2 separate regions of the Mus musculus genome follow, and region 1 is linked to region 2. The links are chromatin loops, found by intact Hi-C in ENCODE. Cell type or tissue: heart. All regions are shown on one strand. Links, peaks and the distances in the headings refer to the core of each region. The heading gives the core; the rest is flanking DNA. Region 1 overlaps Adra1a (adrenergic receptor, alpha 1a). Region 2 overlaps Adra1a (adrenergic receptor, alpha 1a).

Evidence for each region. A loop is a pair of places that touch in the nucleus more often than their neighbours do. Peaks named below come from ENCODE experiments on the same cell type or tissue, not always from the same donor. Only the 100,000 strongest peaks of a DNase experiment are listed, where the experiment ranks them.
Region 1: a loop joins it to region 2, with 6 times the contacts of the local background. A loop is called at or near these places in 5 of 42 quality-filtered maps.

The regions. Positions count from the first base shown.
Region 1 is chr14:66,728,260-66,743,762 of GRCm38, forward strand. It overlaps Adra1a (adrenergic receptor, alpha 1a), which reads left to right. Exons shown (of 4, transcript NM_001271760.1): 4 at 3,305-5,203. Among named protein-coding and RNA genes, the nearest start is that of Adra1a, 100 kb to the left of the region's middle. In heart, for the core only: no CTCF peak of the experiment used is centred there; DNase peaks (open chromatin) are centred at 4,462 and 8,742.
Region 2 is chr14:66,655,788-66,671,290 of GRCm38, forward strand. The region is part of intron 2 of Adra1a (adrenergic receptor, alpha 1a); the gene reads left to right. Among named protein-coding and RNA genes, the nearest start is that of Adra1a, 28 kb to the left of the region's middle. In heart, for the core only: no CTCF peak of the experiment used is centred there; a DNase peak (open chromatin) is centred at 7,794.

The sequences.
Region 1 (15,503 bases), core at 4,052-12,051, 73 kb after region 2:
TAAATACAGGATGATGATTTCATTGTGAATATTTTGAGCACACACTCTAAGTTTGGAGCTATTTCTTGATGGAAGGGAGGGGACTTTATTTTCAGGCTGAACCTACTAGCGACTACATTTGACATTTATGGAGAGGGGACCTAGACAGAAAGGAGTGCAAGGTAATGACCAACATGCTTTTAGAGCAAGTTGGACCACACCATATTCTCAGCTTTGGGTGAAACTGGTCAGGGGGGCTTCCCAATGGTTGCTCTCTGACTGGTTCCTTAGCCCCATTTGAAACTGGAGTGCATTTTCCACTCTTGGATCTGAGGAGTGTGGCCAGGACTAACCAAGGACAGCATGCTTTTATCAAGAGAATAAGGTGTGCCTGGGACAGCACTTCCCAGAACTGGTGAAGGAAGGCTCCCTCTTTTATCTCCCTTAAGGAGCAAGAGGCTGGGATGGGATGGATACTAACGCCCTGCTAATGCCCTGCTTATTCCGCATCCTCTTTGATGTGACGAGCTACTCACCTTGCCTAGAACTCCATAATGGAAATCCAGGCATGGCAGAATGCTGGCTTCCATTTCCTTCCACTCTGTGTCGTGAATGGAGTTCATTTGTGGCATGAAGAATGAGTCTTAGGGTCCAGGTGCACCCCCGCCTGAGCTTCCAAACATATTGATGCCTACCCTCAAACACTTTAATTCATTGCCAAACAACTGCCAAAATTGATTCCTACTTTTTGCAAAACCTGGGAAGATGTGCTCTTTTCTTTCTTTCTTTCTTTCTTTCTTTCTTTCTTCCTTCCTTCCTTCCTTCCTTCCTTTCTTTTTCTTTTTTTTCTTTCTTTCTTTCTTTTTTTTTTTTTTTGCTTTTGCTTTATATATGCCAAATCCTTGCATTCTTAGTAATCCAGATTATTGCAAGTGGTGCCTAGGCTAATCACATGTAAAAACTAAACTATACCTGCCATTCCACTGTAAAAATTGTAAGATAAGGTGTTTGTCTGTGGCACCAACCCTAACAAGAATCACAACTACCAATGCTTTTTATAACGTCTTCCCCTGCTCACCTAATTTCTCCTAAGAGCTTCCGAGCTGGTTGAAGCTACCATGAAATCTTCTCAGTGAGGCTCCTGGCCTTCCCTTCCCAACTTTCCTTTCCTCCGTTACATCAGATGGAACTCTCTTCTATCGGCCTAAGGGTAAATCTCTACCCACTTTGCAATGGAGGAGCTGTGTGCATTGGCTGTGGCGGCTGTGGTTGGTTGTCTTGGAACTTTGACTATGACCTGCTTTCTCTACCTTTTCCTGGACCCTGTCTTCTCATTGGCCAGCTAGGTCGTTACTCAGCCTTGCGTTCTGAACTTGGCTTCTGTCACTAAAAGTTGGCTGGGATTCTAGGCTCTTGGGCTCTTTGCATAGCTCTTAACAGCTCTAACAGATGTGGGTGTGTTGACATCTGGAGAGACCTCCAGGACACAAACCTGGTTCATTTTCTCTATAGGCTTCGCTGTTCACAATATCATACTTCTAAATCTGAATTCTAAAACCCATTCTTGGTCGTGTCATTCCCTCATAAAAGGGCATCTTGACGGGAATAGGGATCTTAGCTCTTCTTCAGCGGGGTACCATTCCATGTTACTGATCATCATTAAATCCCTTGATAATAAAATGTAAATGTTAAAAGTGAGAAAGCTCGGGAATACTAAAAAAGCCACCGTTGGCACCGTTGCTAATGAGGAAAAGGAAAAAAAAAACCAACTAGAAAATGAGTTGTCAGATAAAACCTTGACAATCATACCTTGTAAAGTTCCCCCATAAACCATTGCCTGCACACTCTGCTGGCACTCCTCCCTCCAACAGCCAAATACCTAACAGCTTTTTCCACTCCCACAGCAGGACACTAGATAGAAACACACCAACTTTATAAGAAATTGATAATGTCGCCAAAACATAGTGTCAAGCACGGGATAAACAACTTAAAAGTGAACTTGTGTTTAATCATCCACCAGAAATGCCTGTACCGTTGAGTGTGCCAAAAACCGAAGTGGCTGCAGCCAAACAAATGATTGTCATATTTATATTCACGTGTTTACTGTTTCTATTTGGAGTTTGAGGAATTTACCCAGAGTAACCTCAGTTAGAATGTCCTCTTCTCTGTGTTCTAGAAAACGATCGCTTTAGGATTGTCCCTATGTCACAAAATCAATCCGACATTATGGTAGCAAATTTTGAGTCTCATCTTACATTCAGACTGTGTGTACGAAGAGGGACCTTGAATCTCTTTGCTTGAAAACTTTCTCCAGGGCATCAGACCTGCCGTTCAGTTGGTGGAGTGCTTGCCTGGTATACACTTGCCCCGCAGCACCTAATTTCTGAGTGGTGGCTCACGACTGTAAACTCAGCTTTCAGGAAGTGCAAACAGGGGGATCAAGAATTCAAGGTCGTCCTTGAATACTTAGTAAGTTTGAGCCAGCCTAGACTACTCGAGACTCTGTCTCAAAAAAATAAATAAATAGATAGATCCAGGCTATCCACTGTGAAAAAAGAACTTTCCTTTCCATAGGCTCATCTACGACTGCTTCTGCGTGGAATCCCTCTGCATTTGACACCCTGCATTTGCAGAGCAGCAAGGCTTCTGGTGCTCCTCCAGGATTGCCAGACATGGTTTATATGAACACTTAGGAAGAATGCCTCTTCAAAAACCTATACAAACAAAAACCTACACATTCCAGCTTTTATTTTACAACTTAGCAAGAACAGAAGAGGCTGGCGGCATCCCACCAGGGATTGCAGGCCATGTACTGGGCATGTTAATTTTCATGGATGCCACTCAGAGAGGAAGGCTCCGAATGCTGGCCTCCAGGTAGCCAGAGACAGGCCATTGATACGCAGCTGTACATTTTAGCTTGCTTCCTTTTCTATATGAATCATCAAGAAGACCTCCTAGACCAGCAGGTTTTGGGGCGAAAGCCTGGGAGCGAAACTTTTTTAGGAACTATTTTCTTGAGCAGGTAATTGTTCCTGCGTTAATCACTGTTCCCTAATCACCACTAACAAACATTCCTAATTGCTTCTCGGGAGAGCTCTGTCCCCATCCTCTTGCCAAAATATGATGCTGCCTCTTCAATGAATGCCTGCTGACTTAATTAGGGAAGAGACTGGCTCCTCAGCGAAGGGAAAAGTGAACAGGTGGATGTTTAAGCAAGCAGATGAAAGGCAAGCGAAAACCAGAGAGACAAGAGAAGAGAGGGGTAGCAGATACACAGGCATCAGATATACTCACTATCACTATGGTCTCTTTTTTACACTACCAGGGCTTTTATCCATGAAACCACCTGTGCGACAGACAGACCCAGTTGGAACACTTCACCAGCTTTGGGCCTCCAAACTGATGCTGAGGAGCTGGCTGAGGCCACATCTTCCAAAAGCCATGGCAACAGTGGCCTCTGGCCCTCCAAGGTCCCTGCAGGATGAAGGAGTGAACTTGACTGTTGGGGGTCTGGGCTGGGAAGCAAGCTAGGATTTCAGCATATAATGTTGGCCCCTGGGCAAAGGTGGCATTGGCAGGGTCCCCTTCATGTTTCCCAGACCCTATGGCATACGAGTGAGCTGAGAAATAGGCTTACTTGCTCTCTGTAGGAGAATGTCATGGTTCAAAACACCACTGCCAAACTTACAAAGGCCGTAGGAGTGGCAGGGACCATGAAAGGGGAAAATTGACCAAAGCTGTGGCTCAAAGCAGGGAGTTTAGTCACGATTTCCCGTGACTGGTAAGCAAGCAACTGCCCTGAAACTGGAGGTTTATTCATTTCAGAGGGGGAGATAATGGCCTTTTCTTTCATATGGCTTGGGAGTTCTTGCCACACTGTCCCTGTAGCACACTCAGAGCCATCTCACTATAAGCTGGAGGTGATGGTTTGTTAAGCCATGAAAATACAGACTTAAGTGATAAAAAAAAAATCTTAGTGTAACTTAGCATTGCATTTAGAGAAAAGAATATGATGATCATCCTGGTCTATGAAACAGGCTGAATAAAATAAGTGTATGTGAACATCATAGGGAATTAAGACAGAAATTCCAATGTGAATTTAATTTACTGTGCCTCACCACATGCTTATCAAATCTTTCTTGGCTCATTCCTGTGTAGGAGAAGAAAAGGAAGGAGTTTTGGGTTTTTTTTTTGTTTGTTTGTTTTTTCTTTTTTGAATCTACTTTTGGTATGTGAAGAAATAGAAGTTATGAGTCAAGGACTTCTTTGAACACCCTCATATTTAATCTGTCTCGGAGATGCTTCCATGTCCCCCAGTGTCCGCTGTGTATTTTGACTCACTGACTTTCATAGTGAACTGCTTCAGTTTAACTCCAGATCTGTCTGGACCTTCTCCCCTCCCATCCTGGCCAACCACTGGGAAGAACTTGTTTTCTTGGCTAACAGACAGGCACATGTCATTTTGTTCTGTCGCCATAGATAAGCTGCTACAAAGCCAGGGGAGAGTCAGGGCAAGAGTTGATTTGCTCAATAGTGTGACATGTAAGGTCAAAACCAGCTGTGACTGTCACCCTGAGGTTCCCAAAGGAAACCTGTGGGCCATTGGGTACACTCTGACCAGCAGCCCCAGATGGCCCCTCTTCACTGCACCACCCTGGTATGAAACCAAAGAGGGTAATGACAGTCCCCAGTGTATGAGCTGGCAGGGTTCTGTGTTCGTCTGCTCAGAAGTCAAGAATGTGTTTTTCCAAGAGGCATTGTTACAAATGGGGGTTGGGGGGTTGTTCCTAAAGAAGCCAAAAGTAAATAACTAAATACCTGTTTTATGTATACCAGGAGTTGGCCTGCTATTTCCATGAATGAGAAACATTTTAGGCATGATAAACTGTATGGTCTCTGTTTTGGCTCTGGCAGGAGGCCATGGACAGTCCTTTAAAAATATAGAGTCATCGATAGCTCAAAAGACAGGTTTATCCAATGGGACACAATTTTTCATCCCTGATGCAAACCACTTGGAATGGTTTCTGAAGAACTCAACCTCTCATGGTCTGGACATCTTTCATGTGCTCTCTAAGTCAGCTTTGCTTCTCCATCATGGTCTTGTGTCTCTTATTTTTGTCTTTTGTTTTTGTTTTTTTTCATATAAACTTTCCCTCCTAAGAGTTCCTTAAACTCTTTCAAGGCCTTGATGAACTCATAAATTAAACTCAGTTCCCCCTTTACCTTGAACAATGACTAATCCATCGGGTGACAAATCCCAGGCTAATGATCCACGGGGCTGCTGTTGTCTCCAACGTTCTGTTTCTTGTTCCTCGAAACACACATCGTCCTGTGCGCCCCCTGGAACTTGGGATTGCCCTTTTCATGGTCCCTGCCATTGAACTTGATGGAAAACTTCCGCTCTGAAGAATCTTCCCCAACATGGGTGTTCCAGTTTTTGCCAGGAGCTTCGGCCTTTATATCCCTGTGTTCATTTATCGGGTGCATTTTTACACAGTTCTGCGGGCTTGCCCAGCTTCAGCAACATTCACTGGCTTCATCGCAGTCCTGGATGCTAGAAGTCCAAAATCAAGGCTTTGGTTTCCTGCCGTGATCCCTACCCCAGAACCTCTTGGGCAGGAGATGTCTCTGGTCTCACTATCTCCATCACATTGCAGTGCCTTGTCTAGAGTGTCACATCTTTAGCATTAGTCCAATCTAGAAATGAGGAAAAGAAAATGTATTGTGGGATCAAAACCTACAGAAGTGTTCAGAGGCAGAAGCCATCCCAAGACAGGTCTGAAAGGGTGGGTCTCTGTCTTGATGGATCCACTAAAGATATCTGGTTTGTTGTTGTTGTTGTTTCATCCTCTCTGATCAAAATCTGAGTATGGGATAATGACTTCTCAACATGCAATGTCTCCCCTTCCTAGTCCCTGTGTCATACCACAAGTGACAGTGGTTGTAAAAAGCAGAGGCACGGGCACATTAACAAACAGTAAGCCCACGTGCAGAAACTTTCTACTATAGAAGAGGTGCTCAAAATCCAGCTGATAAGGGCTGGAGAGATGGCTCAGCAGTTAAGAGCACCAACTGTTCTTCCAGAGGTTCTTAGTTCGATTCCCAGCAACCACATGGTTGTAATGAGATCAGATTCCCTTTTCTGGTGTGTCTGAAGATAGCAACAGTGTATTCACATACATTAAATAAATAAGTAAATAAGTAAATATATAAATAAATAAACTTTTTTTAAAGATCCAGCTGATAAAATAGGAACGCTATTGACTTAGTGTTTTAATTCTGTGAACAAACACTATGACCAAGGCAACTCTTATAAGGAAAACATTTCATTGGGGCTGGCTTACAGGTTTTGAGGTTCAGTCCATTATCAAGGTGGGAATATGGCAGCATCTTGGCAGGCATGGTGCAGGAGGAGCTAAGAGTTCTACATCTTCATCTGAAGGCTGCTAGTGGAAGATTGACTTCCAGACAACTAGGGTGAGAGTCTTAAGTCCACGCCCACAGTGACACACCTACTCCAACCAGGTCACACCTATTCCAACAAGGTCACACCTCCAAATGGTGCCACTCCCTGGTCCAAGAATATACAAACCATCACAGCTATTAAGAAGGGTGACCTGCAAGTACCTTAGATACTTAGTAGCAATTTATTGCCAGTTTCCTACAAACTTGTTTTTGTTTTGTGGGGTTTTTTTTTAGAGTGAACCCCTTACTGGGGAACAAGTTAATTAAAAGATAGAGACCTTGCTTGCTCTCACCTCCATTCCTGGCAGCCAGCCTGACTCTTGCCTTCCTAGATTGAGTACCGCACCCAACCCTCATCCCTAACTTCAAGTGAGAGCAGGAGGTCTGCTAGAGCCATCCTGTCTCAGCTTCGAAAGCCCACATCAAAATGCATGCTTTCCTCATCAGAGGTGAAGGAAGAGAATCTGTATTCTCTGGACCTGACAAGTTACAAACAGCATCCTTTCAGTTATAACTATGGTGACCTAACCCAAGCTTGCAGACACCAAGATCATCTCACGCCTTCCTGTGACTCAGATGGATGGTGCAGAAGGAAGGCTTAAGTCGTGAAAAGTCGATTTTGTAGGTCTGTGAGGGTTAAGCCAACTTGTGAAGTCTTTGCCTTGCAAGCATCAAGAATTCCCTAGAAACCATGAAAGAAAAAAGGAAGAGAAAACTGACAGGAAGGAAGGAAGAAATCAAGGAAAGGAAGGGATCACAGCTCCCAGCACTGAGGGGCAGACAGGTGGATCTCTGGAGCTCGCTGGCTGGCCAGCCTAGTCAAAGCACTGAGTTCCAGGTAAAGGTGAGAGACTATACCTAAAAGACAAGGTAGCCTGCTCCTGAGAGACACTTCCTGAGGAAATTCTCTTGCCTACACACATACACATGCATAGCTATATTTTTAGAACACATGCTCCAAGCTAAGCCCTTTAACACTCTTTGAAATGATAGCATACTAACGGTTGAGACTTTATAGTCACACTGTAAATGAAAGAGTCTCACAGAGAGCTGGCATGAAGATGTGGGCATCTGGAGAGAGGGGAAGGTCTGCAAGGAGTTTGAGAGATAGAAGCCTGAGACTTGACCCACTCATTGCTCTGAAATTCTCTTGTGTGAACCTGAACCAGACTCAGCATGCTGAACCTTGACCTACTCAGCTCCACCCAGACCCCTAGCTCTGGAGGAAAGCCAAAAGAGCTATAGGCAAGGTCATCAGTCCTGGGCTGTAGTGTGCCTCCTCCTGTCTCATGGTGACTCAAAGCAAGCTCCTTGACCTGTCTTCACCTGTGAAATGGGGCAGGGGAGGGTGTGGCAGGTGTGATGGGAATTCAGGAAGATGCCTCATGAGATGATAAAAACCAACCCACTCACAGTGGGCCTCTTCGACCCACCAGGGCACGCCCCGTTTGTGTCATTTTCCCATCCCAGTTCTTCCCTCCACGGATTGAGTGTTATTAAGGCCTAAACACTCCACAGTCAACAACTGATAGAGTAAGTTTTTCCGTTACCCTGAATCCCTCCTCCGGCTCACCTGCAAGATCGGCAGCATCCACAGATGTCTTTTGTATGATTAGAAAGGAAATCAGAAACAGGCTGTGCCCTGCCGGGGCGCTGCACTCCGAAACTCAGACGCCAGCTCTGTTATCTGTACCCTTCCCCCACCGTGCTATTTTCTTTGGATTAGAGATGCTTTTACCTGGAAACTCCACTTTAATTTTTTTTTTTAAGTCAAACTCCCTGAGCTACTTTGAAGATTTCCACCAGGGTGGGACTGTCTAGGCAGGGTGGTGGTTGCGCTTTTCTCGGCTACCAACAGGGTACATTATCACAGCTGTCCTGTGAAAGGCACTACATACTTGGTGCACATGTGTTTATAGGGCTGATGCCACAAGAAAAAAAAAAAAGGCATCCTGATTGCAGGACAAGGGACAGGATTCGACACAGAGCTTCAGTTTAAATTTGTCTAAGGAGTCAGGGCTAAGCAATGCCTGGCAACTGTCAGAAGTAAATGGTTACAAGGCGAACAGCCATTCCCAATTACTAGCAGGGGCAGCTGGAGTTGGCATGGAATTCAGCAGCAACAGGAGCTGTAGGACACATGTTCTCCTTGGATAGTGCCATGGGCCATTCCAAGGACCTCTGGGCACCTCTGGACAAGTGACTTCATGGGAAGGTTCACACCACAAGCATCACTGAGCATGGCTGGCATATTTGGGAGGCTGTGTCTGGCAGAGGTTGGCCACCGTCTCGATGCCAGCAGTCTCTCATGACTCCAAACCTCAAATCTGCTCTAAGCAGAAGGGAAAAGTCGGCTTGTGAGCTGAGCTTTTTGGTCCAACTGTGCTTCAGATAAACACAGCCCGTGGCTATTTCAGGTCTCGGTTTTAGGGAGCAGCTGTGAGGTTATGGAAAGAGCCAAGGGGAGAACCTTGACCCAAGTGGCTGTTTCTCTGAGTGCTGGGAGAGAGGAAGCTGGGGCATGGCCCCTCAGAGGTCAGGAGGACATCACGGGGCTGTCCCACTGACGGGGTACAGATGTCTCAATTCTGGGAACCCTCTTTGCCAAGTTCTGACTCTCTAAAAAATGGATGTTTGAAGTTTGGAGTAAAAAATGCTACCCTGTGAAAAGAGAGCATTTTATTGCATTGATACCTGGTGGTCTCAAAGCAGAATATGGGGGCCAGCAAGACGGCTAAACACTTGCCACCAAGCCTGAAGGTCGGAGTTTAGTCCCTGGGATCCACATGGTGGCGAGAGCCAATTCCTTCAGTTGTTCTCTGACCTCCACACATGTGCTTCGCCACACATGTAAAATAAATAAGTAAAATGTAAAACAAAGAAAGCTCATTTTAAAAAAATCAGAATAGGGATCTCTAAAGGTCCACCTACCCTGCATTTTATTGAAATATATGTCTATTACAGGAAGCCAGATACCTATCTGTGACTGATATCCAATCTCCCCAAATTGCCCTCTGTCCTTCTGGGGTCACTCCAGGAGATGCTGAATCCTGCCCGACATGTGGGCATGTCCCTTGCCTAAACATCATCTCACAGGGACACAAATCTCACAGTCACGTCACGGCCTTCAACGCTGGGACACAAGCAGTTCAATATCTATAAAGCAAGCTTAGATAACTTCCCCCAGTGGATTCTTACAAGTTAAACACCCAAGGTGTAATGTGCTGCTCAGTGGCCTGGTATGAATATGGTCTAGTTAATCCCCAACACCACACACAAAAAACGACTGAACACTGAAGTCCCTTTAGTGTCCCTCAAACCCTAGCCTATCCATAGAAGTAGAGGGAAGCCAGCACACAAAACAAATCCCCACCTTCTTCCTGAGGAAGCTCCCACTGCATCCAGCTGTGGGCGCCATCATGGATCTAGGGTGTGGTATGGGCTGTCTGGGACCCGAGGGATGGAGAACCACAATGACAGAGAGAGTCTTCACCTTCAGAACATGCATGGTCCGTGGAGGGGAGGAGCAGATCAATTAATCTGTGAGACGAATAGTTATGAAGGATCCTGTGTGGGAGTTTGGAGGGAAGTGCCCACTAACCACAAAGTTAGGCTTCTCAAAAATATTAACCTTCCTGGATCCTGAGAGAAAAAGACAGTGGGCAATGAAGAAAGTTGCTCCCAGAAAGGAAGAAGCTCACCCATGCAAAGGACCTGTGGCAAATCCATCTTAAATATGGATGGGGGTTGCAGCTCCTTTAGTATGCCAGGCAAATAACTATGGCAGACCCTTGACTCAGCAAACCTCACTCCCCGAGACCTGCAGGCAAATATCTCTCTCTATCTATCTATCTATCTATCTCTCTCTCTCCCTCCCTCCCTCCCTCCCTCCCTCCCTCCCTCTCTCTCTCATGGAAAACTCCTGGAAAAACCAGTACACAGAGAATGTAGGGGCTCTTTTCCAGTAGAACCACCAGGTTTGCCCTGGCTGAAAATCGGAAAGCATTGGTTATCTTGTAGCCTGCATTTGTTGTCAAAGCTTTCTACAATATTATAGTGAGATGCCTGTACAGGAAAAAAAAAATCTAATTTATTTCTCATTGTCCATTCTCTCAAACATGAGGTGTTTAATCCGAAAGAATAGCCAAGGGCTTGAGAAGGCTTAGTAAGAAAATTGTAGGAAAGGCAATTCTGTGCAATTAAGAGTAGAAAAACTGTTATAGCAAGGAAACATTGTACAATATATTTAGGGGGGGAAGGAGTTTTATCTTGCAAAACAATACAGCAGTGAACTGCATGCATCACTACAATGCCCCCCTGGTTGCCTTCCATGCCAGAGAGGAAGGGGCAGTAGCTGTTTCTGCCAGGACAAGTGTGCAGCCAATGGTGTTTGGTGATTATTGCAAATTAAACAGCCCAGGAAGCAGAGGGGAGAGCAGATAAATCGAAGGACTTGGACTACACTTTTACAGCCTGCCGGCGCTTACCAACTTAACTTACTAGGTCTGGGGGAAAGTGTGTCTCAGTAAATAAAAGAAAGCTGCTGCTATTCCAGCACGAACCCTGACATTTGCTGGCCTGATGCAGCTTTTCTGCCTGTCTCTTCCTCAGAGCTGCTGAATATACAAACACACGACTTCCATGCTGCCAGAGATGTAGATGTGGGCTGCCTGGCTGGTTTTAGCTGCCATTATGCTCCCATAACCTTTGATATGTAACATTCCCAGGAGGTACAGCAGTTCCTTACTGCCCAGCGATCGAGAGCTATGCCCACCAGTTTCAGGTTTGGTCTTTGGTCGGTGGAGTTGATAATCATGTTTCCTTCAGTTAGTGTAAATCACGCTAAGAGTCTGGTATGTGCTCTATGCTCTATAAGGGAGAATTCTCTCCCATGTGAAAATAAAGTATCCATGTGTGTGCATTGTTGTACTTGAATTGTGTGCACCATTGTGTATTAATGCATATAGGCCACACTCAGACATCTGCAATGGCTTTGAAGCATCTGATTCCATTTAAATGGACTCCATGCCCTTGGCATGTGCTATGTAAGTGTTTATGAATTTTCTATGCAGCACTTTTACAGGTCCATTTGTTTATGATGTGACATGGTAGACAATCGTGTTGGTTTATGTTCTTCTTGTTTTTCAAGAAAGTAAATGTACATACTACTAAGCAAATGAATAAATTATTAAAATATAGGCTTTATGGATCATGCCCACTGTTGAAAATAAATCTATCTTATTTGTTTCATAATGTGTCTGTCATGATGATGAAAATTTATATGGCCCTTATACATATTGACACCATGTATTTAAGCTTTGTTCAATATTGATGAGTGTTCCCTAATAAAATATTTTAAACGTCTTTCTCTAAATACACAATTCCCTCATTATTCAGTTGTGCTGTGCTGTTAATATGGCTGGTGATAATGAAGTGGGCAGCTGAGGCAAGGAAAGTATACAGGAGAATGGACAGGCACTGTGCATGATGGCTGCATTCAAGGCACAGACAATATGACCAGGTCATCGGGCTTAGAGGAAGGCAGCAAGAGAAGGAAATAATAGAATTCAGATCTGGAGGTGTTAAATGTGTGCTGGGCAGATTGAGGGTCCAGCGGTCAGAAAAAGATGTGTGCAGTCCAGACTGAGGAGAAGTCTCCAATCGAGTTTATTTTCTGACCACAATATCAGAACCTCAGAAGCCCCACTCCCTCTAAATGACCATTCACCATGACCAAGTGAGCTTGGTCCAGTGATACAGAGATAGTTCAAAATGTACAAATCAATACTCGTGATGCATCAGAGTAAGACATGCAAGGGCAGGAATCACACGATCATCTCAACGGATGCAGAAAGGTCCTTGAGGAAGTCTAAAATCCCTTCATGATAAAAACCTCAGAGAACTAGAAATGAAATGGGAAAAAAAAAGCAATGAATGGAAGGGGTTTACCTCAATATGACAAAGGCTTTATATGCCAGACCTACAGCCAACAGAATAGTAAGTGCGGAAAACTAGTAAGTTAGAAGCAAGAGCAGGGTGTCAGTCTGCTCTATTCTCATTCTGCAGAGTATCTGAAGTCTTAGTAGAGAAATAACATAAGAGAAAGAAATAAAAGGACCACAAATAGGAAAGAAAGAAGCCAAATACAAGTAGGCAGATGATACAATCGCATATATAAGAGACCTAAAGATCCCACCAGAAAATTCTTAGGTATGATAAACCCTGTCAGTAAAATATCAGGATATAAATTCAGCATGCCAAACCCAGCACCTTTCCTATATGATAACTTCAAAATATTCCCCTTGCAATAATATCCAAAACTATAGTTACATATTGTATATGCAACACTCGTGTATTCTAAAACACCACACACATACACACACACCCTTGAGAAACACTCCATCTTGAGAAGAAACAAAGCCAGGCCTAGCTTATCGCAGTTACACTTTTCAGAACCATGTTTACAGAAGCAGCATGGTGCTGGGGCAAAAGCGACACCTGAATCAGCAAAACAGAGGATCCAGCACGAAACCCACCCAAGGACAGCCACCCGGCTCTTTACAAAGCTGCCAAAACATACATTTAGTGAAAGACGATCTCTCCAACTAGGAGTTGTGAGAAACATGTTTACTGGTAGAAGAACATGCTAGATTCCTGTCTGTTATCCTGCACAGCAGAGATTCCAAATGTATCTAAGACCTAAACCTCTCAGACTATGAGGAAACATTTCCACAGGCAGATGTAGAGAAGAACTGCCTGTGCCCAACAATTGGGATTGCATGAAATTAAAGACTTTCCAGCAGGGGAAAAATTATTAAGTGAAGAGACAAACTACAGAATGGGAGAAAATCTTTATTAACAATACCACCAACACAACGTTAACATCGGATGTTCAAAGAACTTAAAAGGCTGAATGCCAAGAAAAACAAAGAAGCTACTCAATACATGAGCTAAGGAACAGACCTCAAAAGATGAAATACAAATAACCAAGATGCTTGTTGCAGTGGGTGCTGGAGAGATGGTTCCGCAGGTGAGAACACTGTCTGGTCTTCCAAAGGACTCGCCTTTGGTTTCCAGCACCTACACAGTTCCAAGGGATTCAAAGTCCTCCTTTAGCTTCTGTAGGTAATTCACACATGAGATACACAGACGTACATGAGGACAAAACACCTATACTTATAAAATAAATATTGTTTTAAAAAAACAAACATATGAAAAAATGTTCAACAATCCTTAGTGATTATGGAAACTCAAAGCTACACTGAGATTCCATCCCTGGTCAGAACAGCTGCCAGGAAGAAAATTGTAACAACAAATACTGGTCCAGATGTGGGGAAGGGGGAAGCTTTATATACTGCTGATGGCAGTGCAAGTTAGTCAAGCCATGGTGGAAAAACAACATGGAGATTCTTCAAAAAGCAGAAGGCAGAACTACCATTTGGCTCTGCTGTACTGCTTCTGAATCGGAAGGATGTTTAGTCATCGTATCACAGAGATACTTGAGCATCCTTGCTCACTGGAGCACTAACAGCCAAGTTGGGAGTCAGCCAAGGTGTCCATCAACAATGGAGAAAGGAAACACCATAGCTATACATAGACACATACATATATAATGAAGTGCTATTAAGCCACGAAGAAAAGCATTATGTTATTTGCCAGGGAGTGAGTTTAACTTGAGATCATCACATTAAACAAAGTAAGCCACATTCAGGAGAACAAATATCACATGTGTTCTCTCAGTTATACATCCTAGATTCTATGGAGATACATAAGCCCACTTACATATGTAGGACACAAAAGCAGAGGGAGGCTAGGGGCAGGGAAGAAGAGAATGTCAGGGCAGGGAGAAAAGGGGAAAGCGAGAAGGGAAGGCTATGGGGTTAAATATGGTCAACGTGCATATTGTACTTGAAAGGATTCTTTATGAAGCCCACTACCATGTACACTTACCAATAAAAAATTCTAAAGAAGAGCAAGTCTTTTTTTCCACATTCAATTCTTAGGGAATACTTCCTCAGGGATATATGTCTAAAGCATTACACAGCACAGGCTCCCTACTAACACCCACTCTGAATTTGTTATAAAATGTTGAGTGATAATTCTATCCCTTTCCATTCTGATGTTAGCCAACATATTGAATGACCCTGTGAACCAGTGTTCCCAGACAGAGAGCAAATGCTATGTCACTCTGTTGGCCAATTATCATCTCTCCTGTTTGTAAATGTAAATCGCTTCTAACAGAATTTACAGACAAAGAGTCACTGTTGGGTGGGGACCACTCTGCTCATTATTCTACTCTGATCCAGACACTTACTTAAAACAGAATTCGTGCACATAGAAAGCTAATCAATTAAACACATTATCATGTTGGGGTTGAGATGTGCTCTGGGGTCTGAACTGTTCCCTTCTCTGAGAATCAAAGGCAGACAGACCCAGACATGTGTCAGTAACATTCAGTTTTTACTAATTCCCCAGGAGAGCTGTGTCCCACATCCTGGGTGTCACTACTGAGCCACTCGGACTCTTTCCGGTTTTCCTCATCTGACCTGCTTGAATCTGAAATTTCCAGGGTTGCTGAGTGCTATGGGCTGCATGTTCAGATCCTTCCAAGATCCCTGTGCAGAAATCTAACTTCCAGTGTGAATGTGTCTGAGGATGAATGAAGCATTTGGAAGGTAATTCAGTCTTGAGGGGACAGCCCTCCTTAATGGGATCCGTGGCCTAGGGGAAACTAAAGATAGAAGATGGTTAGAGGGCATTGAAGCATGGGTAGACACCATCAAAGCATGGTGGAAATGCCCCAGTGATGTTCATTAACTTATACAACATTATCTTGATGGTCAACTTCATGAGATTTAGGATTCCCATAAACACAAATCTCTGGGTTTATCTACATCAATATTGGTTGGGTTAATTGAGATAGGATGAGCTACACTAAATATGGTGGTACCATTCCATGGGCTGGGAGGTCGTCTCTCTCTCTCTCTCTCTCTACTTCCTGCCAGTGGTTGCAATGTGACCAGCTGTCCCCTGCCCCTGTCATGACATCCTCACCTTCT
Region 2 (15,503 bases), core at 3,686-11,685:
ATGATATTCTGCCTGGTATTGTGGTGTAGAAATGAAATTCTTTGCAATTGTGCTTCCCCTATAAGATGGCCCCTGGGAACAGGGTATCTGGTTAAGTAACTTCCCAAGAGTTGTGCAAATTAAATTTGAATTAGATGAAGTTAAATGTCAGAGTCACTGTGTTTCAGGGCTGTATCTCTACATGGAGCTGGTGGCTCACATATTGGACAGCACAGAGAGAAAATAGTCCATCTCCTGAAAGGGTTGTCTTGACTAAGACTGGTTTAGATTATCAAAAGTCAGTATTGGTGCTTTATGTTTGTGTGTGTGTGTGTGTGTGTGTGTGTGTGAGAGAGAGAGAGAGAGAGGCAGAGAGAGAGAGAGAGAGAGAGAGAGAGAGACAGAGACAGAGACAGAGACAGAGACAGAGTGCAACCTATTTCCTTGTTCTGGATACAAATGAGTAAACCACGAGTATAAGACACTGGGTATTTCTCAAGGAGGGCTGAGAGATGAACTTTAGGACATGGAGGAAATTGGAAAGAAAAAAACAGAAGAACAAATGTAAGTTCCCTGAGGTTGGAGACAATTGGAGCATTTGGGATAGCAGAAAACTCCGACAAGAAAAGAAGAGACAATAGTCAACGCAGCAACAGAGCTAGAAGGAAAGGAAACCACAGAAACATGGTATCAGTAAGTGGAGGCCATTTGTATCTCCATTTAGAATGGGAAAAGGTTCTCACTGGCAGGAAGGCCCCAGTTCTCAGGCTGTGTAGCATTCAGGACCTGAAAAGCGTTCTCAATTGGGAAAAAATGTCTCCCTAAGATTGGCCTATAAGCAATTGGGCATTGTCTTGATTAATGATCGATGCAGGCAGGCCTAGCTCCCTGTGGGCAGTGACACCCCCGGAAGGGTCCTCGATTGTAGAAGAAAGCAGGTAGAGCAAGCAATGAGGACCAAGCTATTAGAAAATGGCTTCATGGCTTCTGCTTCCATCCCTGCCTCCACGTTCCTGCCCTGACTCCTCAATAATGGACTGTGACTTACGAGTTACAAGATGAAACAAACCCTTTCTCTTCCCCAAGGTACTTTTGGGTCATGGTATTTTTCTCACAGCAATAGAAACCAACTAAGGCAGCAACTTAAGGGAGAAAGGGATTTTCTGGGGCTCACAGTTTGAAGCTGCTTCCATCATAATGGGGAAGCCAAGGTGGCAGGAACAGGAGGAGCTGGTGACATTGTAACTGCTGGCAGGAAGCAGAAGGAGGTGAATGTTTATATTTGCTTTCTCCTTTTCGTTCAGTCAAGGGCCCCATCCCTTGGAATAGTATCAACACACACACACACACACACACACACACACACACATTTAGTGTGGGTCTTCCGGCCTAGGTTATCAAACTCTAGAAAACTCCCTCACAGATGAACACAGATATTCATCTCCTACATAGTGTCAAGATGACACAATCAGTATTGGCCATCACAGTAGCCACAGAAATGGTGACCTTCGCATTTGGATGGGCGAGAAAGGGCAGGAGGAGAGGATAGAGTCTGGGACCTCAGGTGAAAAGAGCCACGGGTGGACCGGAATAGAAAAAACATCTCAGTGCATCTCATCACCTTTGGTCCCCTGTCTTCTCCTGGATTCTTCCTTTTGATTGGTTTGCTCTTAAACCTTAATTAGATCCAGTCTGATACAAGATGCTTTATTTACGGTCACTAATGTATTCCATGAAGACATTTAGAGCAATAGGCATTTTGATTCTCATTTCAAGATAGACAGTGTGGCAGAGTGTGAAGTAACTCACCCAGGGTCATGCGACAGGCGTGTGGTGGAGCAAGAACTGGAGTCTGGATCTCCCTGGTGCCAAATCTCGTGTCCTTAATGTCCTCTGTGCCCTCAAGACCAGCATGCTAGAGAGGCCATTCTACTTCTGCTGAGGTGAATGGCTGGTCCTCAGCTGTGCCCATGCCCACATAAGGATTCATTTGCTCTCCTCAGCCATAATTCTCCCTTGTTACTAAGAGGTGGAAAATAGGCGTGGGAAATAACACAAATAACACCTCCCGGTGTCAACCCAGCCTCCATGGGGACAAAAGTGCTTTAGCAACTCTTCCAAAGTAACCAAGGAAAAGCTTGACCTTCGAGCAGTTTCTCCATTTGGAGTTAAATTTGTCTTCAAACAAATATAGTTTGAGTAAATCAAGACCTCCTGTTTCAGCTATGTAACTGGGAAGGTGATATTTCTAATCTGATTTAAGATTTTTCTCTTGCCAAATTCCACAGTGCAACATATGAGAGAGAGAGAGAGAGAGAGAGGGAGAGAGAGAGAGAGAGAGAGAGAGAGAGAGAGAGAGAGAGAGAGAGAGAAATGCCAAGCATCAGAATAAAAAGAAAAATATCCCAAAAAGTGCATTGCTATAAACCATCATTGTGCTCATCGTAAATAGCACTTATACTTTCCAAACCCGTCTGGGGTTTTCATAGGTAACTGCCTTTATTCCAGCTGATTTGAATCACAATGTTTGTGTAGAAGCCATTGGCAAGAACTGGATGTGTGTTGAAGGTCAGGTGTCAATATCAAATGGATCTTCTGGGACAAACACCAGAAAGAAAAATCCTGTGCGCAATACCATCCCAGTCCCCACACCCTACAACCGTGTGGGTAGCAGTGCTTCTCAGTGCTACCCAGAATCACCATCCTCTTAATGTCAGCCCAATGCCTGCATCCCACTGTGCACATCTCTACATTCCAACTTTGTCCCTTGGAAGGGAATTATAGGCAGGAGCTCTTAGTTTACTAATGTTGACTCTTTCCGAGTGGTCTTGGGTAAGAGTGTTTCATAAGGGTCAGGATGGAGATTTGACAGCATGAGCCAAACACAAACTTGAGAAACTACATATTGCCCTCCTGTGATTCACCCAGGCTCACAGATGCAAGTGAGGGCCAAGGTCTGTGGGCAGCATCACGCAAAGGTGTCTCATATGGAGAACACAAGGCATGGTGTCGTGCCAGGGGGCCTGTTCTCTCTTTTGACCTTGGCCAACTTAGCAAGCCTGGCCCTCCAGTTCCAGGAAGTCATGAGGCCAGTTCGTGTGCTTTCTCCCCAATCCCATACCCTTCTCTCTATCCTCAGGCCCTCCCTGTTTCTGATTTCTAGTCTCCGGGAATGACTGAGAAAAAAAAAAAGTATGCCCCTTTTCACTAAATCAGCTCCATCCTTTAAAATGAGCCCCAGTGCACCTCTTCTAGGAAGCTATCCCAGACTGGACTAAGATCTCAGAATATCTTTAAGAAACACGTTGAGCCGGGCAGTGATGGTGCACGCCTTTAATCCCAGTACTTGGGAGGCAGAGGCAGGTGGATTCTGAGTTTGAGGCCAGCCTGGTCTACAGAGTGAGTTTCAGGACAGCCAGGGCTACACAGTGAAACCCTGTCCTGAAAAAAAACAAAAGAAAAGAAAGAAAGAAAAAAAAAAGAAACACATTGAAATCTTAGTGAACGCTAGATTCTAAAAGACTCTGCCCTCACAGTTGGCCTGTGACCAAGATCATCAGAGGTCACTGTAGACTTACAACCTACTGCTTTATGGAACATTCAGCTCTCTCTCTCTCTCTCTCTCTCTCTCTCTCTGTGTGTGTGTGTGTGTGTGTGTGTGTGTGTGTGTGTGTGTGTGTAGACAAGATGTTAATGTTGTGTATCTTAATTGCACTCTACCTTATGTCTTGAGATAGGGACCCTCACTGGACCTGGAGCTCCGTGATTCAGCTAGACTTGGTGGCCAGCAAGTCCCAGAGATCCTCTTGTCTTTGCCTTTTAGCACATAGATTACAAGCCCATGCTACCCTATCCAGCTTTTCTATGAGGGTACTGGTTATCTCCACTTAGGGCTTATTGCTTGTGTGGTTAGCATTCTGTCAACGGAGCCATCTCCCAGACCCATATGTTGGCTTTGTGTGCATCAGGGGAGGTATGGATGTGGCTGTGTATGCCTCTAGAAGCCAGTCTTGGGACTTGGTCCTCTGCTGCTCTTCACCTTGTATTTTGAGACAGGGTCTTTCTCTGGCCTGAAGCTCTCCAAGCAGGGTAAGCAGGCTAGCCATTGAGTCCTTGGGATCTGTTTGGCTCAGCGCTTAGGTTATGAGCGCTTTCCCACACATCTGGCTTTTTAAAAGCATAGATGCTAAGGCTCAAATGTACTTACATGTCAAGCACTTTATTGACTGAGCCAGATCCCCAGCCCTGTATTACATACTTTACATCCCCATGTCCATATGCAATTGAGCTTGATCCGTCCTTCAATGGCAGATCCTAAGTGTGAAAAACCTGGTCTTTATTAGTTTGAGTTCGGTATCTAACTTCCCCAGAATAGAGCTAAGAACACAGTTAGAATCATAATACTTTGAGGACAACATAGTTGGGGACACATAGGCTACTTAGGTCAGAGAGGAAGTGACCCTGTGCAGAGTGGAAATATATGTCCAGAGGAGGGGTGGGTGGTTCCCTGAGCCCCAGGGCTATAGAGGAGCACCTTGGGTAGTATTTTATCTGCCATTATTTTTGTTTGTTTGTTTATTTTATAGTTATATAATCCATGGCAGTCATGAGCTCAAACATTTAAACTGCCTGAATTCTCCCCTGCTCTATACCCTTAGCGAAGATCATTCCTTGTCTTCAGGCCTTGGTGCCCCATCAACAGAACCACTGGGATGGGTAAGCACTTAAGCCCAGAGGATATTCTACGGGCCTAACCTGGATCTGTCTTACACATATTTGAATTCTCAAGACCCACTAGGCATCAGAAGTAAGTGCTGAGTAAATATTTACCGAATCAAATGAAAGAGAATCAAAGTCTCTTTGTATTTCATCAGAGAGTACCCGGCCAGCTGTGGTTTATTTAATATGAGCAGCTTGGCTTTTCAGCCTGTCACCTAGACTCCAACAGTAGTGACTTGATCTTTAAGTAGACCCATGTTGGTGTCTTAGGCTGTAGATTCAGACAAGTTCTGGATTTGAGCCATGTGTTGTTGACTATGTGAATACACACTAGAAAAACAATTTGGCTTTCCAAGGTGCTTAAATATAAAATTAGGAATGTATCCTAACAGCTTTTTGATGCCTAAGAGGGAAAAAAATATGGGGTGAAACATCTGTATGATTAACTGCTTGTCCTGATTTGTACTCAATTACTTGGCTTAGCTTTACACAGCCTGGAGAAAAAGAGTCTTGTGATTGGGTGTAGACAGCCAACTGGAACAACTTAAGCGAAGGGGAAAAAATCTGAATTGTTCTGATTGTGTGTCCCGCTTACAACAAGTTGCTGGATTCTATTTCCAGGTCTTGTGGGGTACTTCTGTGAAGAGTAAAGTAATGTAGAAAGGCAGATATCAAAGTCACTAAAGGTCACGTTAGTGGGTCTCCTTTAAAGGGAGGTAGCTCACTTGGCAAAATGTCCGCCTTACAGCTCTGAAGGCTTCACTTAGCTATGTTTAAAAAATCCCACCACCGAGGAGGCAGAGACAGAATTATCCTTGGAGCTTCCTAGCCAAACAGCATAGACTACTTGGCAAGTTCCAGGCCAGTGAAAGAACTGTCCCCCGACCCCAGAAACTGAGAGTATCAAGGAATAACACCTAAGGCCTCTACATGCACATACACAAAAAACAAAACAGAGAGACAGAGACTGGCACACACACACACACACACACACACACACACACACAGAGAGAGAGAGAGAGAGACTCATGCACAGTGTGGGAGGAGCTATTGAAGTTGTGACCATTCTGAATCAAACATCCAGCCACAGAAGCCTCTGCAAACAAGGTAGCTCACCAGTGTGGGCATCTGAATAGCCCCTGCAACGTAGTCTCCTCCATCCAAGCTGGTGTTGCTGGCTGGTACCCCATCTCCAGGAAGCATCAAACAGTCTCCTCCAATGCATATTAGAGCCGTTCATGGTAATCTTCTTGCTTCTCCTTTTATCTCAATGTGGGTGAATTTTTTAACATGAAATCTATGCTCCTGAAGCTGTTTTCATCCTACATGGGACAAAAAAATCACAGGGTCAAAAACGACTTGGCAATCTCTCTAAATGGGGCTAAAATCATGTAAGCAGAGAAAGATGAAGTCGGTGAGCATTAGTTTTATTACAACTCACATGGTCAACTGTGTCACCATGCCTCTGTGTTGGTCAAATCCCTTTTCTCATTTTGTACTAATAATACTTCTTAGACGAAGTTAGAAAATGGCTGGGCTTGGATTCTAACCTGGACCTCCAGAGTCTAGTGTTAGAGCCTTTCCCAAATGTGTGGCTTGCCCCATCTGCTATGAGCCTCTGTACTCTTCCCTGCCCTTTGGAACCTCATTTAACTGTGCACAGCCTAATGTGACTTTAACAATAACCTTTATTCACTGCCCACCCAAACACTACTGCTGGCTCCTGGTACAGGACACAGGAGGTGCACTCCTTTTGAACAACCATTGCAATTTTGCTTGAAAGTTCTGAGACCTGTTTGTGATTTGCAACTCAGCATAAGAGAGCTACTGGCTGGTTTTCACATGTGTACATCCATATCCTAAACCTGAAAATTACAGCTCTCTCTCTCTCTCTCTCTCTCTCTCCCTCTCTCTCTCTCTCTCTCTCTCTCTCTCTTTCTCTCTCTCTCTCTCTCTGTGTGTGTGTCTGTGTCTGTGTCTGTGTCTGTGTGTGTCTGTGTCTGTGTCTGTGTCTGTGTCTGTGTCTGTGTCTGTCTCTCTCTCTTTCTCTCTCTCATTCTGTTTTAACTGCCCTCAAACTCTTACTATAGTCCAGGCTGCCTTCCAACTCTTAATCCTCCTGTCTCAGCCTTCCAATCTCTAGAACTGTAGGTATGCACCACTATATCCAGCCACCTCTGTGTTCTTATCATTTAACAAGCCTTTAGTGACTTAGCAACAATGCGGTACATTCTTTGTTTTTGAAACACACAGGCTCTCTGACTGACAGGTCATTTGCCACTTCCTCTTACATAGTGATACAGTGTAGGAGCCTCAGCATTGGCTCCAAGAAAGGAGTGTTGGAGCCATGTGTCCAGCATAGCCAGCTCTGCTTACTGAGCTGTAGATTAGAGTCCCAAGTCCCTTGTCCACTGTAACATACTTGATTCTGTCAAGGAGTATGAAGGACACAGGATCACCAAAGAAAACACAACCAAACACATTCTGGCTTTGACACTATCCACTCAGGCTACACTATGGAGGGTCTCTGTAAGGACCCACAAAATGGGATTTCTAGTTCCTCATGGAGCTCAGAGTTAAATTATTGGGGAAGTGATTTGCATACCATAGACAGTGAGTCATTGTGGAAGTGTAAGACAGTGTTGCATAGACCGTGGGGGATGAAGGTTCATCCTTTCCAAAGGAAGCCAGGCTTTCTGTGATGAGCTGCACAACAGTCAGCGAGGCCTGCCTAAGAAAGCAAAGGGTTTGGAAGCATTGATAGCAATGGGAGACAACTTTCTGTCTGCTGCTGAACACAGTAAAAGCAGCAGCTGCTCTTCTCGTTTCCCTTCTTCACTTCATTTTTACAATGATTTCTCTTACATTTACAATGAACACCTGACAGATTTGAAAATGCTGGCTCTCCACACAAAGGATGCACCCATCACCATCATGTGAGGCCTTGGAAGTCTGGCAGACACATTAAATGTTAAAACGGGGGTCTACACCTTTCACCTAGATAGCACAAAAGCCCACAGGAAGTGGGAGGCCTCCAGTGTTCCAGCTGGATGGTCACTCCTCTGCCAGATGTTTGTTGTCATGGAGACCCAGTCACAAGATGTGCGCTGAGCTCCAGACTCTCTCAGTGCTGTCAATAGATGCACGTCCAAAATGGTAGGCCTGCACTGCTTTATCTGAAACTATGTGGGGAGTGCTGGGACATGGGCTCTCCTAGACTGCTGGACTGGGGTAGAGAAAGCCCCTGTGCAAAATAATATCCATGAGAACTCACAGTTGCCTGAGGAGCGAGAGCTGATTTCTGTGTCCAGAAATGTTGGCTGGTAATCGGAAGAAAGTTCCATCTGTATTTTATCACCAGTGTTTATAAATGGACACAACTTCATTCTCATTTGAGTGTGTGTGTGTGTGTGTGTGTGTGTGTGTGTGTGTGTGTGTGTGTGTAATGTACATGTGGGTGCGCATGCCATGGTACATATGTGGAGGTCAGAGGACAGGTTGTGGATCTCATTGTCTCCTCTCACCTATCTGAGTGCTCTGGGATCAAATGCTTGCTGTCAGGCTTCAGATCCAGTGCTTTTACCCACTGAACCCTCTCGTCTCTGCCTGTATGCAACTTTAAGATACCTTTTGAAATCTAACCAGCCAACATCCATCCCCTGCTCTGCCTCATTTTGTCTTTTCATTCATATTGATTCCTCCAGGTGAAACTAAGAATGCTTTGGCCAATGTTAATAAACTATGGTTTGAAGTTCTGCTCACTAATATACTCAAGTGGATAAAACTTATATGTTCACAGTATAGGCGTGTCCCTTTGAAGAAAGTCACCCTTTCCTAGGAGCCAGACCATTTGTGCAGCTTTCCTTGTTACTCTTCTGCACCTCTTTGCATCCCTGGGTATTTCATGCTTTTACTACTGAAGTGCATGGAATTTTGAGCTCTGTTGTGTCAAATGCTGGTCAGGTCATTATTAAATAAAGCCACAGGTTTTTAGGCATTTATTGCTTAGCCAGATATGTCCCTGCTTTCTTACCATACTGCTAAGTACTTCCAGCTAAACCTTGTTCATTATCCAAGTATATAAACACTATCCTAACCTTCTGGTGTCTCTTTTTTCCAGTTCTCATAGCTGGGTGTTCTCTTGGCTGTTTGCATTGGCTGTTATTTCTACAATAGCTCCCTCTTCATTTCTTTCTCTGTTGCTGTAATAAAATACCCTGACAGTAGTGACTTAAGGGAGAAAGGACTTATTCTGACTCATGGTTCAAAATACAGTCCAGGTGAAGAAGTCAAGGAACCAGGAGCTTGAAGCTTGCTGGTCATGTTCTATCCGCAGCCAGGAGACTGGAGAACAATGAATGTTTGTTAGTGTTCAGCTTGCTTTCTCTATATTATGCTCTCCAGGATCCTCTACTTAGGGAATGGTGCCACCCACAGTGGGCAGGTCTTTCCACCTACTAAGGCAATCAAAAATAATCTCTCATAGATAACTCCCTGAAGCTTACCTCCTGGATGATTCTAAACTCTATCCAGGTGATACCATCACAAGCACCATAATGATACTATAGAATAGAAGAGAGGAAATATTTAAATATTTCTATGTAAGTAAAAATAGAAATAAAATAGTATAAATGAAAATAACCACTTGGAATACTGCAATCTTCTGAGCTGTTCTTTCCATATCAAAAGCATCAGGCTACTTTGAGGTTGTGTGAGAGCCTTCATCCTCCCTCCAGCACTTAGTATTAAAAGCAGAATCTCACACTGAGCAGTGGCGATGTTGGGAGGAACTAACAGGCTGCATGCATCGTTTCTACTTGCTTTGAGGATACAGTTGGGGAAGAAAGTGTCTAGTGATGAGGCCCTTCCATTTTTATAGCATCTTAATTAGTCTCAAGAGGAGAGCCTGAGTCACACTGGGATGCTTGTTTAGGGCAGAGGCAGAGCAAGTACCTTCATTTCTCAGCACTCTGAGTCACTCTCTGCCTAAGGCAGACAGTGGGGTGTCTGCCTGGAGTCTTTATTTTGTATTTTATTCCTGGTGCCAACTATGAAACCATATTCAAGGTACTCCAGACAAGTCAAAGGGAGATAAAAATTTATCCCTTGGTTCTATTTTCATCTCATTCAAAAATAGAAAGCAGAGAGTTCTCAGGAACTGGTAGGCACTCAGATGAGAGGCTGCACACCTGCTGCCTCTGTGACAAGGTCAGAGGAAACCATTGGTCCTGAGACAGCACCTGAACAGCAGGAGTCAGGGGCCTATTTGTCTCCCATTGAAAAGGAGTTCTGCCAGCCTTAGAGTTATTGGTACTGATGCGTTATATAATTCAAGAACCAAAGATTACTTTTCCTAGCACAATTGTGCACACATACCCATCACTTCACAGGCACACACAACCTATACTCATGCCCTGAGTGCTACAAGGAGCCATCTGCTTACCCACATTCACTCCAGAATGTGTGGATGGTTGGCAGCAGGTAGCTGAATGTCTGCCCTGGTGGCTGTCCTCTACAGATGGTAGATACCTCCTTCCTCAGAGCAGAAATCCCAATGGCTAAACTATGGCCTTATTAGATACCTATATCCTCAGGGATGCTGTCTTTGCTACAATTTCTATTGCTGTGATGAAACACCATGACCAAAAGCAACTTGGAGAGTACAGGATTTATTTCATTCACAGTTCCATATATAGTTCATTATCAAAAGCAGTGAGGGCAGAAATTCAAGCAGGACAGGAACCTGGAGGGAGACAGTAGCTGATGCAGAAGCCATAGAGGGGTACTACTTATTTCCCTTGCTTACAGTATCTTGCTCAATCATTCTTATAAAACCCAGGACCACTAAGGTAGGGATAGTAACTCCCACAATGGGCTGGGCTCTCTCCCACCAATCACTAATTAAGAAAATGCCCTACAGGTGGATGTTTTCAATCAAGCTTCCCCCCTTTCCGATAGCTATGGCTTGGGTTGAGTTACCATAAAACTAGCCAGCATGAATGCCCACCATCCAGCGATAGGCTAAGGCCTTTGTTCTGGCTTTGTTTTAGCCCAGCTCTTTCTTCTACCCCATTCTGCTTGCCTTGCTCCCACAGCTGGGAAAGGTCCAAAAAGCGGATTAAATGTGAATCTTCAACTCAGCCTCCTTCCCTAAACTATACAGTCTGTTTGACATCATTTTGTTTGTACATGTATACATCCATGCATATTTCGTGTGTGTGTGTGTGTGTGTGTGTGTGTGTGTACCCACATGCGTATGGAGGCTAGAAGTCACCCTTCATTGTCTTTCTTTGAATGTTATCCGTCTCAGTCTCTTTAAAGGCAACAGTGTCACTGGTCTGGAACTGGCCAAGTAGGCTAGCCTGCCCTGCCACGGAGCCCCGAGATATGTGTTTCTCTGCCTCCCCAGTGCAGGGTTCACAAGCTCATGCTACCACACCTGGCTTTTCTCACATTCCTTCTGGGGATCAAACTTAGGTCCTTGAACTTGCAAAAACAAGTATTCTACCAACTGAATCATCTCTCCAGTTGCCTGCCTTTCACGTCTCCCAGTCTCTTGTCCCACATACAGCCTGACTTAACCTGTATTTTTCCTCTCGGTGTTTTCAGTGAAAGCTATCTGTAGTGTATCAAAGGTTTTGCTTCCTCTGTGACCACCATGTACCTTGCTCTTGACTCCACTAACAGAGTCTCATTGGCAAAGGTGTTTTTACCACTGGTAGATAGACTTCTTTCTACTTGGAAAGTGCCCAATGAAGGGGCACGCATGCTTTGAGTTGTAGAGGATGTCGCCAGCTCCCTTTCTTAGAAAGCTGGAACGTGTTTCTTTATCCATGGATACCCTGCTTTTTCTTGGCCTGGTAAGCATTCCACCTGCAAATCCAAGGGCAAGCCAGGCCACTTGGTTCACAGCTGCATCACCTCTCACTGCTCCTGTGTGGATGGATGAAGGAGGAATTTGGCAGGAGAAAGAGAAGCTGGTGGTCTCAAAGGAAGGAAAGGACCTGGGCTCTCCATGCCTTCTTCCTCTAAGCAGATGAGAGACCAGCAGGTCATCCTCCCCTCATCAGCCTGCAAATCAGAGACAAAGGTGATCCAGCCTGGAGTATGGGGCTATCCAAGGCAGAGAGTATGGGGGCTGCTACCACTGACAGCCCCAGAAAGGGGTAGGAGCATTGGAGGGCAGAAACTGAAGATGGAGAAAGGATAGCAAAAATCAGCCTGCAGCACCTAAAGAATCCTCAGTCCCCTGTGAGTGTGACACTATGTTCTTCTCATCTGAGGGGAGCAGAGGGCAGAAAAGGGACTGATGTCTCTCCTCTCAGGATGACTGTTGTTAAATTTAAGAAAACCCACTTGGACTATTTAGGTTTGACCTCCTCCGATGTCTAAGACACTAAGTGTCACCTGGAATTTCCATGACCTTTAAAACATGTGTGTGTGTGTGTGTGTGTGTGTGTGTGTGTGTGTGTGTGTGTGTGTGTGTGTCTGTGCACACGCGCACGCGTGTTAGTTCGTGTAATGTGTACATGCAGAGGCCAGAGGAGGATGTCAAGTGTCCTGCTCTATTGCAATCCGTCTTATCCCCTTAAGACAAGGTCTCTCACTAAAGCTAGAGCTGGGCTGGAAGCCAACAAGCCCCAGTGCTCAGCCCCTGACACCCCCTCAAGTCCCACAGCTGGAGTTACAATGTACAGGATCACAGCTGGGTTTTTACATGAGTTCAAGTTCAGGTCCTCATGTTTATCCTCGCAGTAAGTGCCCTTACCTATGCAGGGATAACCTGAGCCCCAGCTAGACCTTTCATAAACTAGTCATCCTCAATGAAGAGGTGCCATCAGGGGCTGGATCCCAGGCAGGCTCAGAAGGGCTCAGCGCCAGCCTATCTGCTTAAGCCCTGGGCACAACATCACCACTGTGTTCCTGTCTTGGCATTGCTGGCATCTCCTCTCTCCTCATCAGTGTGTGAAATGAAACTGCCCCTACAGGCTGATTTGTGGCAGAGTCATTATCCATAACAAGCATTTCATAACTCCATCTATTTTTACCAGTTGTTTTAGATCTTCTTCATTAGCTCCATTGGGCATGCTGTTATCGTAATCTTCATAAGGTCCATGTGAGTTTGACAGATCTGCAGGGGCTGTCTGTGTGGCTGCCAAGAAAATGTGATTAGGTTATAACGCCACAATATGAGGCTCCTGAACTTCCCTCTTCCCCACCATCTGCACCCCAGATTCATCTCTTGAGCATATTTCTTTAGCCATGAGAAACTACGAGACCGTCCACGTATAAAGGTGAACCAAGGCACTTACACGGAACATCTTGTGCTTTCAAGAAGCCATTCAATCTTGTGTACATCATTAGATAAACAACAAAAAGTAAGAGAGACTCCACACACCAACCTCGATCCACTCTTAGACCCTGCTGTGGCAATGCAGACCTGCTCTGGTAGGCCCCAAAGGAGTTTCCGCAACATTCAAGGGTAGGGCTCTGTGAATTTAGATGGTTCTTGTAGGGTTATCTAGAAAAATCATCTGGGTACTGGTAGAAGAAATGACTGCGTAAGGTATGGCTCAGTTCTTAGTCAATGCCTTCAGTAAACCATCATATCTCTGGATACCCAGGTCTGCATTTGACACTTGCTGCATCCACAACCATCGGAATGTTCACTGTGCTGTCCCTCCAACCAAATGTCTTTGGGTTTCTTTTGTATTAATGCTTCCTTTTCTGCATTAAATGAATATCAACTGACTCCAGGGTATATCATCTGTGAGTGTGTGTATGTATGTATGTATGTATGTATGTATGTATGTATGTATGTATGTATGTATAGCTGTGTGTGCATCTGTCTGTATGCATGCATATGTGTGTATGTTTGTGTATGTGCTTGTGTGTGCATGAGTATCTGTGTGAGTGTATGTGGTGTGTGTGTGTGTGTGTGCCTGTGCAAGTGTGTGCATGTACACACGTGTGTATGGAGGCCCAGGAACAATCTTGGACATTGCTACTCAGGTACTATTCCCATTCTTATTTTTTTTAACCTTTTTTTAATTAGGTATTTTCTTCATTTACATTTCCAATGCTATCCCAAAAGTCCCCCATATCCTCCCCACCCCCACTCCCCTACCCACCCACTCCCACTTCTTGGGCCTGGTGTTCCCCTGTACTGAGGCATATAAAGTTTGCAAGACCAATGGGCCTCTCTTTCCAGTGATGGCCGACTAAGCCATCTTCTGATACATATGCAGCTAGAGACATGAGCTCTGGAGGGTACTGGTTAGTTCACATTGTTGTTCCACCTATAGGGTTTCAGATCCCTTTAGCTCCTTGGGTACTTTCTCTAGCTCCACCATTGGGGGCCCTGTGATCCATCCAATAGCTGACTGTGAGCATCCATTTCTATCTTTGCTAGGCCTCGGCATAGCTTCACAAGAGACAGCTATATCAGGGTCCTTTCAGCAAAATCTTGCTATTGTATGCAATGGTGTCAGTGTTTGGAGGCTGATTATGGGATGGATCCCCGGGTATGGCAGTCTCTAGATGGTCCATCCTTTCGTCACAGCTCCAAACTTTGTCTCTGTAACTCCTTCCATGGGTGTTTTGTTCCCAATTCTAAGAAGGGGCAAAGTGTCCACACTTTGGTCTTCGTTCTTCTTGAGTTTCATGTGTTTTGCAAATTGTATCTTATATCTTGGGTATTCTACGTTTCTGGGCTAATATCCATTTATCAGTGAGTACATATCACGTGAGTTCTTTTGTGATTGGGTTACCTCACTCAGGATGATGCCCTCCAGGTCCATCCATTTGCCTAGGAATTTCATAAATTCATTGTTTTTAATAGCTGAGTAGTACTCCATTGTGTAAATGTACCACATTTTCTGTATCCATTCCTCTGTTGAGGGGCATCTGGGTTCTTTCCAGCTTCTGGCTATTATAAATAAGGCTGCTATGATAATAATAAATCAGGCTGCTATGAACATAGTGGAGCATGTGTCCTTCTTACCAGTTGGGGCATCTTCTGAATATATGCCCAGTAGAGGTATTGTGGGATCCTCCGGTAGTACTATGTCCAGTTTTCTGAAGAACTGCCAGACTGATTTCGAGAGTGGTTGTACAAGCTTGCAATCCCACCAACAATGGAGGAGTGTTCCTCTTTCTCCACATCCTCGCCAGCATCTGCTGTCACCTGAATTTTTGATCTTAGCGATTCTGACTGGTGTGAGGTGAAATCTCAGGGTTGTTTTGATTTGCATTTCCCTGATTAAGGATGTTGAACATTTTTTCAGGTGCTTCTCTGCCATTTGGTATTCCTCAGGTGAGAATTCTTTGTTTAGCTCTGAGCCCCATTTTTTAATGGGGTTATTTGATTTTTTGGAGTCTACCTTCTTGAGTTCTTTATATATATATTGGATATTAGTCCCCTATTTGATTTAGGATAGGTAAAGATCCTTTCCCAATACTTCAGGCTAGTTAGGTTGGGTAGCAAATGTCAGCCACTCATCGTCTCTGCCTCCCTGTGCTGTAATCACAGTCATACACTACCTCATTCTGTTTTGTTTGTTTGTTTGTTTTTGTTTGTTTGTTTTCTAATGTTGTTCCAGGGGTCTGGGGTTCAAACTCAGTTCTTCATGCTGTTGAAGCAACCATTTTTCCAACTGAGTTCTCTCCCTCAGCTCCCATAATACCATCTTTTAGGGTCTTTCCTCAAGGGTCCAAATGTGTGGTATCCTAACACAGAAAAAGCTTCAGTTACTATGTTTGGGGTTCTAGAAATGGCAGAAGAGAGCAGTGTTCAAACCAGATGT